Regions from separate parts of the Mus musculus genome. Here region 2 is linked to region 1. A link is a contact called in ENCODE Hi-C or POLR2A ChIA-PET data. All regions are on one chromosome and are shown on one strand. The core of a region is the stretch at or near the end of the contact, and the rest is flanking DNA. Distances in the headings are between cores, read along the strand shown.

Region 1 (6,961 bases), core at 2,545-5,044:
GAATAATTTTTAAGGCCTTACAGAAGGCCCCGAACAAAAACATTCCATAAATACCCCAATAGTGAGAGTAGACTCACTCAGTGCTCCAGTCATTAACGGGACAAAGTCCCAGAAAGAACTACCCGACTGACACATACTAGCAAACCCCAGCAACTCCTTACCAAGAATTGATTCTACAGATCATGTTCTTAGAGTGTGTGTGTACACACAGGGACATGCGTGCACATGCCACAGCATGTGTGTGGACCTCAGAGGACAACTAGTGGGAATCAGTTCTTTCTTTCCACAGAACTAGCAAGAGTTCGTTCTTTCTTTCCATGAATGTGGGTTCCAGAAATCGGACTCAAGTGAGCCTGTTTGGCAGCCGGCACCTTTACCTGCTGAGCCATCTCACCAGGCCCCAGAAACAACAGGATCTTTGTGAGTAGCAGTGATCACAGACTTGACTGTGATGGGGAAAAGCAGAAATCACTTAGAGACCTGTAAGGCCCTGGATTAATAAATTATGGACCATCCACATTATATATGGAACAGTATGCATCTACTAAGAGTGGAAGGAAGTTGTATGCTCCATAAATATCCACACTCCCAGGGCTGCAGTCAATCGGGTGCACAGGAGACTTTGACTTTTCTATAGACACAAGTATCGCTTTCACATCAGTTGTTAGTGGGGAGTCTGAGAACTCCTGTACACTTGGCCTCAGGGTTGTCATGTCAAAGAAAACTACTCAGCAGAAAAGGGACGTGAAGCAGCTGTCAAAATGGCTCACCAGACAAAGCTACCTGCTGGCAAACCTAAGGACCTGGGTTCAAGCCCTGCAGCCCACTGGCATAAAGGCAGGGGCAGAGAAAAGATTCTATGAAGTTGTCCTCTGTCCTCCACACTCATGCTGTGACATGCTTAAGCTCTCTCTCTCTCTCTCTCTCTCTCTGTCTGCCTCTCTCTTTCTCTCTCTCTCTCTCTCACACACACACACACACACACAGACACACACAAGCTGCGACGTGCATAATCACACACACACACTGATTTCTGAATACTGCTTTTAACAAGGTTCTCATTAGCCTTCATTTTAAAAGAAAGGAAGCCCCAGTAGCAGGGACAACTAGGATCTGATCCCTGCTCTGGGGCTGGAAGGTCTTCTAAGTGACATAAGACTTGTCAGAACTGAGCTCTGGCAACAAGTGGGTATCATAATCCCAGGTAATGAGTGTCCTCAGGTCCCTGCCAAGAAGCACCCAGGGCCTGGCCAGCAGGAGAGAGACACATAGAAGACCCAGTGTGGCCCCTGTACTCTGTGACATTGCCTTGGGTTAGGACTTAGAACCTTACCAGCTCTTAACTATTAGCTCCCTTGCAGAGCTCAGGATCTTTGCTCTCCTTGGAAGCCCCAGTGTCTTTTCACACACTTGTGAGGGCCCTCTGTCCAGATACACAGCTTGGTCTAGAAGACTCTGCCCCTGGGACCTTTGTACATTGCTGTACTTCCCTGCAATCCTGCCTCGGTCGTTAGCAATGGTCACATATCCCCTGCGTTTCCAAGAGAATTGTGGCTCCATTCTGAGCCTGTAGGGTGGGTGATTCAAACAGCACCCACCACCCAGAGGTACTGGGAAGGAGCCTACGAATGGTCTTTCCTCAGTCTACATCCCAGGGAAAGCCTGGGTACTGACCCAACGGTAACAAGCAGCTCCAAAAAATACCGTACTAAGTCTCCTGTAGCAGAGTACTTCATGTGTGTTTAAAGTATGAAGGCTGTACCTACACACACACACACACACACACACACACACACACACACACACACACACACACACATGCAGAGCAGGGGACAGACACTACTGAATCAGATAAATACTGAGATATTGCAAGGATATATTCATGTTTCACAATAAACATAGTTTGAGGCAGGCAGAGTATGGTGGCACACACCCGTGATTCTAGCACCAAGAAGGCTGAGGCAGGATGACCTTGAGTTCCAGACTAGTCTGGGCAAGACAGTCAGGTCAAGAGGACAGCTCCAAGTTCACGTACAAAGACGTCCAAGTGCAGCCAATTCACCCACCAGCCTGCACCACTCCCTTCTGTTTGATTTTCAAAAGGCTCCAGAAACCAAGAACACCAACCCCATACCTAGCTATTCTGAAACAAGATACCTGTGCCCCTAAGCATTCCCACCCGCGTGCTTTTCAAATCAATTTATACCTTTATTGGTCCCTTACAGACCCTGAACCTAAGAGAGAAAAGACACACAAAAAAATGGATTCACAATCTAAGGTGGGGAAAGGGTGTGCCAAGTTATGGACCAGGGGCTAGCCTTGGGTAGCCAGGACCAGCCTAGCCCTATAAAGGGACCTCAGTGGTACCCTGGGCTGCCCCATCAGGGTGTAACAATCCGAAGTTGTAACAACCTGGAGCCTCTCGGTTCATCAGTCTAGTAAACAAAGGGTGGCCTTTCCCTCACTCTAGATAGGGAGGCTCCCAAGTGATGTCTCTGGCCCATGGATTTCCAGCTATCAGTAGTCAGTTGTCTTGCCATCTCCTGACCTTTCCCTCTCTTTAGCCTGAAGCACTGAGAGCAATAGATAAGCAAAGACCCACCCCAGCCTCCCCAGCAGACAGCACCCCACACAGAACAGCAACCAAGGATCCTATCTCCTTCATCTGAACCCCAACTTATCACCCAGGCAACAAGACTGGGCATGTTGTCCCTTTCAATAAAGTGACAAGCATCATAAGAACATTGCTGACTGCCACCTAAAAAGGGTAGAAATCACGTGAGGTGGGACAGCCACCAAGACAAAACCAAGCTCAGCCCCAGGCTTCCCAATCCAACCACCAGGCCCTACACAAGCAGGAATAAGGGCCAAAACACACACCCACACACAAAACCCGTGACAGCAGAAGCGCGCTGTCGGCAAACAGGAAGCTTTGTCAACACAGGGAATCAACACAGTGGGATCTTTCAGCCTTTCTGGGAACACTAGAAAGTCCCCTTAGTGGTGCAGATATTAGTCCTTAACTGCTTTCATTCATAAAACGTATTTTATGGAACAAAGGATAGATAGTATATGTGTGAATCCCCATGGGCCGCTATCCTCTCCTCCTAGAACCGTTACAGTCTTCCCCACAACTTCACTACCCAGTTGGAAGCTTTTTCCCACACGCCCCAGCCCAGCCCAGACCATTGCTTTCCTTCTTGCCTCCTGCCAAGGAGGGTGGGCGTCTGGAGCAACTACTGGCCACACAAATTATCAGCCAGCCACCTTGACTCTGTCCCCTTAATATGACTTAATATTAATACTTAATATGACTTCCAAAGCATTGCTTTCCCTCCCATATTCCCCCCGGCCTTTCCCAGATAAAAGTGCCTGCAGCTACTAAGGGAGCCACAGGCCCAGTGCCCACCAGACTGCAAAGCTGCAGAGAGGCCTGCTGCGAGCTTGATTATCTAAGAATCCCGGTTCCCAGTTCGCTGCCACCCAGCGGAGGCGTGCCCTTGGGCACGAAGGTCAACCTACCAGCCTAGACTCAGTTTCCTTGGCTGCAAAGCCTGAATCCTAAACCCTTTGGGATACGTCTCATCCGGGTCTCGGACCGCCACGGGGTCCCTGCAAGCTTCGACACCCCACGGGAAGGCCTGTGTCACAACACGGCCCACATCGCCTCCCTGCGGGGCCCCACGTCTCAGTAATGGGCTTTGGGGCGCAAGCTGGGCCCCGGGTCCCCATTGCTACTCACCAAGAGGATTCACGAGCAGGCGCGCACGCGTGTGGCTGCCTTTGTATGCAAACAGCGGGCCGGAGCGGCTGTCAGCTAAAGCACGGCAAGGGGCGGGGCCTGAAAGGAGGCGGAGTCTCCGGGGCGACGCCAGGGGACTCTGGAGGAGCGTGCTGCTGGGATGCTTTCAGAGCCCACAGACCCCCCCCCCACCCCACCCCACCTCCCACCTCCCTCTCATATCCCCGCCTCCCCCTTCCCATCCCATCCCTCCCCAGACTGGACTGTCTGCCTTGGCGTTCCAGGGAGTAGGCAGCCAAAGTCTTCTAATTCCACAGCCTGACCCTGTTTTGACCTTATGTCAGTTTACAATTAGTTCTTCCCCTGATGTGCCTGTCACAAGCTAGGGATCAATTCCTAATCTTAGCACTCCCACATCCTGCCTCCCTCCTGGCTAACATTCACCACCAGTCAGCAGAGCCAGGAAGGAATAAATAATAACAGACAATGCCAGGTCTGGGGGTGGAATGGCTCAAGTCAGACCAAGTCACTCTTAAGTGTCACGAGACTACTAGGAGACAAGGACTCCTATATCCCGGGCTTGCCTCAAGCTTTCTATGGGTTCCTGGATGACCCTGCACTTCGGATCTGCCTATCTTACCTCCCAAGTGTTGAGGTTACAGGCAATCCTACCCCCACCATGCCTACTTTATGCGAGCCGGGAATGGACCCCAGAGCTTCACATCCGCTAACTGAGCTACATCCAGGTAATAAATATCAAATTATATATACAACAACCCTCCGAAGAGTCAGTGCTTTCTGGGGGACAGAAGAGCAAAGACCTTGAGGAAGACTGCTGGAGAACATATACCTGGGGTCTCGTAGACCAACAGAGAGAGCCCAAGTATAATGTACCTGTCACCGGAAACTATATGCAGAAATATGAGTCAGAAATGGATGCCAGCCACAAGCAACCCAGGAGAGGGAGGTCAGAATGATGACGGGTGCGTCCCACCTTGAGAAAAACTAGTTCGTGGGGAGGTCCAGGGAGGAGTGGCTTGTGTACCCCAAACTGGTCCTAAAATCTACGAATCTAAAGGTGACCACGAACTTCCAATCCCTCTGCTTTCCGGTTTCTGGAATTACAGGTCCCCACCCCCACCCCCACACTGGGTTTCCGAGGCACTGGAGATCCCTCTCAAGGGATTCTGCCCACCAAGCAAGCTAGGACCCCAGTCCAAGACCAGGCCACCGAAGACCTGCAAGGGAACTGAGCCAGGCTGGGCTGCCTCCACCCCAGTGCTCAGGAGATCAGCACAGGCAGGGTGACTCTGAGCATAAAGACAGAGGTGGAAGCGCTCCAGCTGCACTTGGGGCAACACAAGTAGCCACAAGGGTTGTCTCCGCTGCCCACAAAGTCCTGGGGTTCTGGACCCCAGAATGAAGGCACCCTGCCCCACCTCCATCATCTCCTCCATCCTCCACACCCCCACCCCAAGGCCTTCCAGAAAGCATGTCTTACAGTCTTACATTCTGTCATCTAAATAAGGTCATTTTTATTATTATTATTTTCCAGATTTGAAGCAGGTGGAGGAGAATCTGAACACATAAAGTCCAGCCCAAAGCCCTTACCCCACAAATGAACCTGGGGTCTGGAACCCGCACACACAACCGCAAACGCACCCAGACAGCTCTGAGTAGCAAAGATAGGACCAGCTTTGCCTGCTGCCTATAAGAAGATCCCACAAACAGGTCACTTATCTCAGAAACATTCACTAGGTCACAGGAGATGGTCGCACTATACAAAAATTGGAGTCTCTGAAGCCCAGGTGTTCTAACCCGGCAAAGTCTGGAGCCCCCCTGGTGGGGCCCTAGGCAGTGTTTTGTCTGCAGCCACGCTCCTGCCGCTGAGCTGTGACTCAGCCAGAGAACTGAGGTGATCCCCTGAGCCAATCCCAGTACCTGCTGTGTTCAGCCCAAGTCGGAAGAGGGGAAATAACCTAATGACTCTAGCTAGAGGAGGAAGGAGCCAATCCTGGGCTCAGCAGTACAGCATCCTCGATTCCGTACTCAGTTTTACAATCCAGGAAGTGAGCGGAGGTGTTGGTTAAGCAGGTCCTTTGGAGGCTGGAAAGGAACTTGTTAAGTTCTTGGCCAACACTGACTAGATTTTCAATTCTAAAATCCAGTAGTCCTAGGAGTGGGAATTCTATAAGGACTTGGTGGCTGCAGCTGGCTCCCTGGTCCCTCAGAAAGGACAAGCATCATGCAGGCGTCCATCAGGATGGGACAACAGGCTATGCGGTGCTGAAAATTGCTCTTTTGCTAAACATGGGACCGCAGGTGTTCCTCGCCACACCAGGAACTGGTCCCTGCTGATGTGAATATAAAAACACCCACCCCTTCTAAATGAAAATCGGTCTCCTCAGTTGCTGGCAGTGACGGTAACTGTTAAGTCCTTAGGTTCTGTTTTCCTGAATGCTGCACGGCTAACCAGCATGCCTGGGCAGGTGTGGACAGAAGAGTGAGCGGCCCTCTTCATGAGACCCCCACAGCCACCATAGGTGGACCTCTCCACTCTAGTGGTCGGCTCTGCAAAATCACAGCAGAAAGTCTTGCAGAGCCACTGGGTGCTGTCCCAGAAGGACAGAGCACTAATGCCTAGGGCTTCTGGGAATGGGGGGCTCTTCAGAGTCTAAGGCTAGCCCTTAATAGAGGGCCCCCGGCTTTAAGGTACCCAAAGGAGACGCTGGCCCTCTGGAGAAACTAGAATTTCCCTAGGACTCCCACTCAGGGAGAAGACAATGGCTGAATGAAGCCCGGCATCCTCCTGGAGGAGGAAGCTTGCCTTCTAGGAAGAGAATCCCCACACACCTTCTTTGTTCCTCTTCCTGCTGGGGCCACACTGACTATGTCTCCTTCCTCTGCTCTTCCCCATCCCCCTTCTGTCTGACTGGCCCACTGAAGGCATGGGGGCAGAGCCCCACTTGTCAGGGAATTAGGATTGGCAGAGCCCAGGCTCTGACGCCAACCCCAGGTGACACAATGTGGCTTCTTCATCGTGGGGATTTCCTTACTGGGGTCCTCAGAAGCAAGGTGGGAACCTCTGGCCACCTGGTACCGCTTCACTAGGGTGAGGGAGGACAACTCGACCCAGCAGTGGGAAACCCCAGCAGAGACAGGATACAGCCCATGGCACTGGGCCTGGGCCTGGGGGAATTTCTGGGGAGAGGGTATAAA
Region 2 (7,774 bases), core at 1,682-4,181, 41 kb after region 1:
TCCAGTGTTGCCTCACTTTGAGTTTTCTTTATTGTTTCTACTTCCCTTTTTAGGTCTAGTATGGTTTTGTTCATTTCCATCACCTGTTTGTATGTTTTTTCCTCCTTTTCTGTAAGGACTTCTACCTGTTTGATTGTGTTTTCCTGTTTTTCTTTAAGGACTTGTAACTCTTTAGCAGTGTTCTCCTGTATTTCTTTAAGTGATTTATTAAAGTCCTTCTTGATGTCCTCTACCATCATCATGAGATATGCTTTTAAATCTAGGTCTAGGTTTTCGGGTGTGTTGGGGTGCCCTGGACTGGGCGAAGTGGGAGTGCTGGGTTCTGATGATGGTGAGTGGTCTTGGTTCCTGTTAGTAGGATTCCTACGTTTACCTTTTGCCATCTGGTAATCTCTGGAGTTAGTAGTTATAGTTGACTCTGTTTAGAGATTGTTCTTCTGGTGATTCTGTTACCGTCTCTCAGCAGACCTGGGAGACAGATTCTCTCCTCTGAGTTTCAGTGCTCAGAGCACTCTCTGCTGGCAAGCTCTCTTACAGGGAAGGTGCGCAGATATCTTGTTTTTGGACCTCCTCCTGGTCGAAGAAGAAGGCCCAAAACAGGGCCTCTCTCAGAAGCTGTGTTGCTTTGGCAGTTCCCAGAAGCTGTCAGCTTCTGTGGTGCAGACTCTCACCTGTGCAGACTAAAATCCTAAGTTCCAGGGAGTCCTGGAACCAAGATGGTGACCGCTGCTCCTGAGGCTGAGGCCGTCTCCCGAGCCAGGCGGACACCTGTCCTCTGGTCCGGATGGTGGCCGGTTATCTGCGGCCCGCCCAGGCTGCTGCCTCAGCGGCTCTGTGCTTCCGCCCGTCCCAGAAGCTGTCCGGTTCTCTGGCGCACCCTCTAGCCTGTTCAGACTAATTTCCTAGGTCCCGCGGAGTCCCGGAACCCAGATGGCGACCACTGCTGCTGAGGCTGAGGCCGCCTCCCAAGCCAGGCGGACACCTGTCCTCTGGTCCGGATGGTGGCCGGTTGTCTGTGGCCCGCCCAGGCTGCTGCCTCAGCGGCTCTGTGCTTCTGCCCGTCCCAGAAGCTGTCCGGTTCTCTGGCGCACCCTCTAACCTGTTCAGACTCCCAACCCCATTAATTTAACCTTGTTCGTTTGTGCCCATGGAGCTGAAATTGACCTGTAAGGTATTTCTTTCAAAACAAGGATTTTTTTTTTCTTGGCAAGAAATAGTTCCCCAAAGTGTCTGCATGTGACTCGGGACTGCAGAGAGATACAAATTTTCAATCTTCTTAAGTTTTAAGCTTTATTTTAAATTTGCATTCAAAGTAACAGGTTTCCCTGCCATATTTTTATACATACTTAGTTCTTGTCCCCCCACCCCTCTCATCTCCCTGACTTGATCCTGGCTGTGCCCATCTGCCCTGGTATTCCTCTTTTTCCCAATTGCATATTACATGTGTTCCATCACCCTCATACCCACCTCCCTTAAAACCTCCTTTCTCCTCTAGTTTCCTGACCGCCACCCAGACTCTTCACATACATATACAGAGTAAAAACTAGAAGCCAGGATACATGTGTGTGAGAGAGAGGGTGTTGTGTTTGTTTGATTTTGTTTTGTTTGTGCATGTGTGTGTGTGTGTGTGTGTGTGTGTGTGTGTGTGTGTGTGTGTGTGTGTGCCTGGCTGTCCTTGCTTCATACATTTTCACAGTTCCATCCATCTTTCTTTCTGTAAATTCCATAATTTCTTTTTTTTATGGGTGACAAAAATTTCATTGTGAGCCAGATATATTTTGCACTCTTTCATTTTAATCTCAGCACTCGGGAGGCAGAGGCAGGCAGGTCTTTGTGAGTTCAAGGTCAGCCTCGTCTACAGCATGAGTTCCAGGACAGCCAAAGCTATGTAGTGACACCCTGTCTCAAAAACAAACATAAACAAACATAAACAAACATAAACAAACAAACAAACAAACATTGTGTATATGTATAAATACCATTATCTATTTGTTGGTGATGGGCGTCTGGGTTGATTCCGGATCCTTGCTACTGTAATAACACAACATTTTGCATGCAAATCCAGCGTCTGTGGACTTGGCCTCACAGTGGGAAGTGTCTGGGAGAGGGGCTGATATCACATCTGGCATCTACCTTGGGTACCTTCACTGTCATAGTAAGCCTTCTGCTTACAAAACGCAAAGCCTTGACCTTGCTCACAGCACAATGGGTTCCAGCTGAGCAGGTTTGCACATGCAGAGAGCAGAGCTCCTCTTTGGAAGAACTGCCAGCTGCTAAAGAACATGGCACTTGGAGTGGGAGGAAAGAAGTCAGTCAATGGTCACAGTGCGGCTGTATGGCACTGGGCCACTGACAACTGTGACATCTGACTCTACATCATCAACTCAAAAGCAAAAGCTTATCAATAGAAACAGCAGCCCCAAGTGTGGAGAAATCACTGTTTCTGACAACATGAGCACCTAGATACTGTCCTGGAGGTGCCTGGACTGTTCTTACATTTCTTAGAAGAGGTAGGTGCACGGCAGCCAGTTCTTGCAACCATGAACAGGAGAGAAGTTTTAAATAAATAACTCAGACAAAGCCCTTTGGCCTCTAGAACATCCAGTTCCTCCTCTGAAAGCCTCTGGCCTCCCGAGACTGCCCTGGTGACATTACCAAGCATGAACGAAGCTATCCACAGTCAACTGGGTCCCTGCCAAGGCAGCCAGCCGTCATGACTGCCCCAACCCCCAGCCCCCAACACCGTCACACCAGCCCTGGTTAGGTCTTGCTGCATATAAGGATGAGCTACCTGAAAAGACAGACTCTCACATCTCTGAAAAGCCAGGAGCTGGGCAGGATTTTAGCTTCAAGAGGGTTCTGTAGCTTGGGAGAAAATAAGGGCACAGTCAGTCCTGCACAGAGCAAAACTCCAAGGCCACAGCCTTGCCTGCCTGGCCTGGGAAGCCACCCAAAGCCCAGGTGCATGACAAATCAGGCCTGTCTTCCTTCCCTCAATAGTTGTCCTCAGAAGACCTATTCTTGAACTCATTTTCCTTTGAGTAGGATGAGGTAGAGCTTGTTCCCCAGCCCTGTAAGATGGGAGGAAAGAGCCAGGGTGAGGTGGGAAGGACAAACTCCAGGTGCTCACGCACTAGTAAGGACTTGCAGAACCACCTAAGGACATCACTCTGAGATTTTGTATTTTTGTTTTGTTTTGGTTAGGGTGGGTTGTTTGTTTGTTTGTTTTTCTCTCACATTTCATGACCTGCAGAATCAAAATGACCTTTCCCAAGGCCAGCTGTTTCTCCATCCCGGCTCCCATTCCCAATAGGATAGGAGTTGTTCCAAAGACAGAGCTGCTCAATACATGTTCCCAGCATCCACCTCTGTGCAAGGTTATTCTGAACTCGAAGCCAGTTCTTTGTAAGTACCTTGAGCCACCATGTTCTCTTTACAACCAACAACAACAAAAAAATCTGAACACTGTGACTCTGGGTAATAATTGAAATGTGCTCTGCTTTTAAAAAAAAAAAAAAGGTGCCATCATCTCTCTGTGCCCAAAGGCAAACCACAGAATGTGTGCCTCCAACTCCTCAGCAGTACGATAGAGATAATATCTACTCCCAGGGGGATATCAGCATTTGGGGAAATAAGACTTGTGGTTCGGAAACCACAAGTGTGTGTGTGGTGGGGTCAGAGAGTAGATCAGAGAGGCAAGGTAAGGAAGATCCAAGGATAAAATGGGCAAAAGGCAGCCTCAAAGGAGCACCTACCCATACCAGTGCCAAAATGCTCCTGGGACTTTGAGGTGGTGATTATGTGAGCGGAACAATGAGAGAGAAATAACAAAGTCATGTTTTATCTAGAGAGCTGGCTAGTCCATTCTGCCTTCCACCTCCTCTCCAGACAGCAGGCATTGTAGGAGAGGTAGAAAGACAGTCATCCCAGAGTTCAGTCGTAGCCTCTCCAGTCAGCTGGTCAGCTTCTCCCTGAAGTTCAGGATAGCTATGTCTCCCTCATTTCCTACACTTCTCCCTCATCATCTGGAGATCTGGACTCTGGCACAGTTTAAAATGTTGAATGTGGGTCAAGTGAGTTGGCCAATCAGGTACAGGCTCCCAACGGTCTAACATCAATCCCTACAACCCACGTGGTGGAAGAAGAAACCAACTCTCCCAAGTTGTCCTCTGACCACCCCCCCCCCACATACACACACACAGGCCAAGGCACACACAAGCACATGCACACATACATGCCAAGGTATACACACACAAACACACACATGCCAAGGCACACACAAGCACATGCACACATACATGCCAAGATATACACACACAAACACACACATGCCAAGGCACACACAAGCACATGCACACATACATGCCAAGGTATACACACACAAACACACACATGCCAAGGCACACACAAGCACATGCACACATACATGCCAAGGTATACACACACAAACACACACATGCCAAGGCACACACAAGCACATGCACACACACATGCCAAGGTATACACACACAAACACACACATGCCAAGACACACACAAGCACATGCACACACACATGCCAAAGTATACACACACAAACACACACATGCCAAGGCACACACTAGCACATGCACACATACATGCCAAGGTATACACACACAAACACACACATGCTAAGGCACACACAAGCACATGCACACACACATGCCAAGGTATACACACACAAACACACACATGCCAAGGCACACACTAGCACATGCACACATACATGCCAAGGTATACACACACAAACACACACATGCTAAGGCACACACAAGCACATGCACACACACATGCCAAGATATATACACACAAACACACACATGCCAAGGCACACACAAGCACATGCACACACACATGCCAAGGTATACACACACAAACACACACATGCCAAGGCACACACAAGCATTGTATGTACCACCCACACCCAAAATAAATATAAGAAAATTTTAGATGTTCAACCTAGTTAGTGTTCCCTGATGTCAGCCTTGTGCTCTTTCACGGTCACCTGGGCTGAACAGTCAGCTCAGAAGAAGCCATTAGCAGTTCATGCCTGCTAAGCTATCAGTGGCCTGTATGTGTGGGACATCCCTTTCTGCAATACACGGTATAAATGTCCCCATGTAATATAAAATACAAACGGTCTCCTGTCCATCCTTCCTGGGTCCTAGCAAATCACCTATCTGGAGCACTTATCCCCAAACTCAGTGTCAGTTCCTCTGGTCCCCTTCAAGTCTTTGCTCCAATGGCGTCTTCCCAGTGAGCCCCGTGTTGCTGCCGTCCTCCCTCCCGACTCAGAGTCCGGGCCCTACACTCTGCTCTGTTTTCCCTCTCATATAGCACAGCACACAATGTTTTGCTTTCACTGTTTGTTTATAAGACTGTCCAGGATGGGAGGTCCAGGAAGGCTAGACTTTAGTCTGGGTTTAGGCTGTGTGGGCCAGAATTGCTCACAAATCTCCAGCAGAGGAGCAGGCACCTAACTGCTCTCAGTAAACATAACTGGGTGACCGAAGTGGGCAAAGCACAGCCTGGTGATTGCCTTGGACCATGGGGCTAAGATCCTGATTTGGGTTTTGGGGTATATCTTAGTGGTAGGATGCTTGCCAGGCATGTGTGAGGCCATAGGCTTACACTCCAGCGCCACAATAATGATAATCATGGTAATTAATAAAATAACAATGTCCTATAATAGCTCATATAGACTGTCACTGAAATCTACTGAGAAAATAATTGACTGTTTTCTCCTTATAGTGGGTACATATGAAAAGAGTGTATATATATTTTAAAAACAAAATTTCAAAAGCTATACATGCATATTATATATTCAGTCCTATCCTCAGTGGCTGATGAGGTACTCCAAGAACCATGGCCCTGTCTCCTTCGCATTGCATGCACACTGTGCCCTGTCCCCGTGCCCCCCCCCACACACACACCACACACACACCACACACACACCACACACACACCACACACACACACTGTCGAATGAAGCCAGACCAGAGTCCCAGAGCCGCTGTGCCATATGTTACAGAATATCTGAGGAAACAGAGATGCCCGCGGGGAGAGGGCTCGCAGAGGCTGAGCTCAGCTCTCAAGAGCCAAGGGAAGGGGGAGTTCCCAGAGATGGCATTGACACCGAGTTGGAGGGCTCTGCAAACCCTGTACTGGTCACGGGGTAGATCACGTGATAGTTGAGGACCATCTGAACACATTGCTTAACCTCCCCTCGACTTCCTTATCTGCTCAGAGAAACCGTTCTCCACAACCTACAAAAATCAATTCTTATTTCAAGAGCTCCAAAATGCTGTGCCAAACTGACTCGTTGACTCAGTGGGAAAAGGACAAGCCCACATTTTGGACACTCTTACCGGACTCTTTCCACTTAAACAGGGTCTTGTGTAGACTAGGCTGATCTCAAACTAGATATGTAGCCCAGGGTAACTTTGAACTCCTGATCCTCCAGCCTTCACCTCCCAAATGCTGAGTTTACTGACTTCTAATGCCTTTGGGACCCCTCTGTGAGGCTTTTATCTAGTTCTCCGACTCTCCAGCGCCACCTACTGTGCACAAAGCATCCATCCCCACCACCTGGAAGATCCACTCTGACCCAGTCCAGACAAAGTCTCTATGATTATGTGTATGGGGAAAGCTGATTCCTGTCCTCAGACAACATATCTTCCTGACTTCAGCTACTCTCAGACTGCATCGAATTCTCAGTATCTCAGGGGGATCTCAGAATCCCGTTTGTCTCTGTGGCTTGGAATTTAACAAAAGGTACCTGAGGCTGCAGTGTCTCACTTTCTGATGACGATTTTCAAAGGAAGACATCTATAGAAAGGAGCCTGAACAAAGCCTGTCCTGCAGTACTCTGTGATCCAATTCCAGCAACCCTAGTCTCATGTCCCTTGGAGGAAAGTTTGGAAGGAGGCATGAGCTCTGGGAGTTGGGGAGGAAGCATTCGTAAGACACTTACAGGAAGCTCCAATCACTGCTGAACACTTCACAAAGTTTATGGTACAAAGACTAATCCTGTTTTTTTCACCAGAATCAGCTAAAGGTTTCGATAGCATTGTACACTCCCAATCCCTGCTTATCAGCTACCAATAGCAAGCAGATGAGCCGACGGGAACCAGGCAAAGCCTAGGAGATCATTAAGCCTGAAACTATTTGGTTTGTGATACACACAGGCATGCGTGTGTGCACGCACACACACACACCTTACAATAATGCGCTTGGCAACTTAGTTTCTTCTCCTGGGTTTACAGACTATGCACACGTACTCCTCTCCAAATAACACACCCAGCAACCACCTGGTTCTCTCCACCTACACTAGGAAACAATAGTATACTTCTCTGCCCCTAGTAACAATCAAATTTAGATAGTTGCTATCCAAGTATGTTCCCGTTCCCATATTGTCCAGGTATGAAGAACAGAAAGGCCAATCTGGTGTGAACTGGTTTAGGATGCATGTGCAGTAAAGCAAAACTATGTCCACCTTGTGCCATCGTATGCATATGTATAATTGGGTGTGCATATGATTAAAACTAAATGCATTATGGGAAGAGACATGCACAGTGGGAAAATGAATATGTGACCACTCAACACAAGGATCCATCCACAACTCTCCTGAGTAAATTGCCCCCCTTCCTCCAGACTCATGGCCCACTGTCAATCTTGGTAGTGGGTCCCTCTACAATCGGCACTATCATTTCTCAAATGAAATTATATTGTTCCTTTTACAAATCTGTGACCCC

Evidence for each region. A loop is a pair of places that touch in the nucleus more often than their neighbours do. ChIA-PET counts read pairs that join two places held with the same protein, here RNA polymerase II (POLR2A).
Region 2: a map of heart shows a loop between it and region 1 (2.1-fold over the local background). The contact joins the enhancer-like site here to the promoter of Lpin1 in region 1. A Hi-C loop is called at or near these places in 6 of 37 maps with a recorded cell type or tissue (CH12F3, gastrocnemius, heart and 3 more). POLR2A ChIA-PET finds 5 or more read pairs at or near these places in 1 of 5 experiments (Patski).

Annotation. Positions count from the first base shown.
Region 1 is chr12:16,585,976-16,592,936 of GRCm38, forward strand. It overlaps Lpin1 (lipin 1), which reads right to left and starts at 3,795. Exons shown (of 21, transcript NM_015763.4): 1 at 3,743-3,795.
Region 2 is chr12:16,628,030-16,635,803 of GRCm38, forward strand. It overlaps a transcript of Lpin1 not described here. Among named protein-coding and RNA genes, the nearest start is that of Ntsr2, 22 kb to the right of the region's middle. Within about 2 kb of position 2,932, at least 1 of the 3 ENCODE cell types and tissues checked has a DNase peak (open chromatin) inside an H3K27ac peak, as active enhancers do; it is gastrocnemius, where a contact is called at or near this core.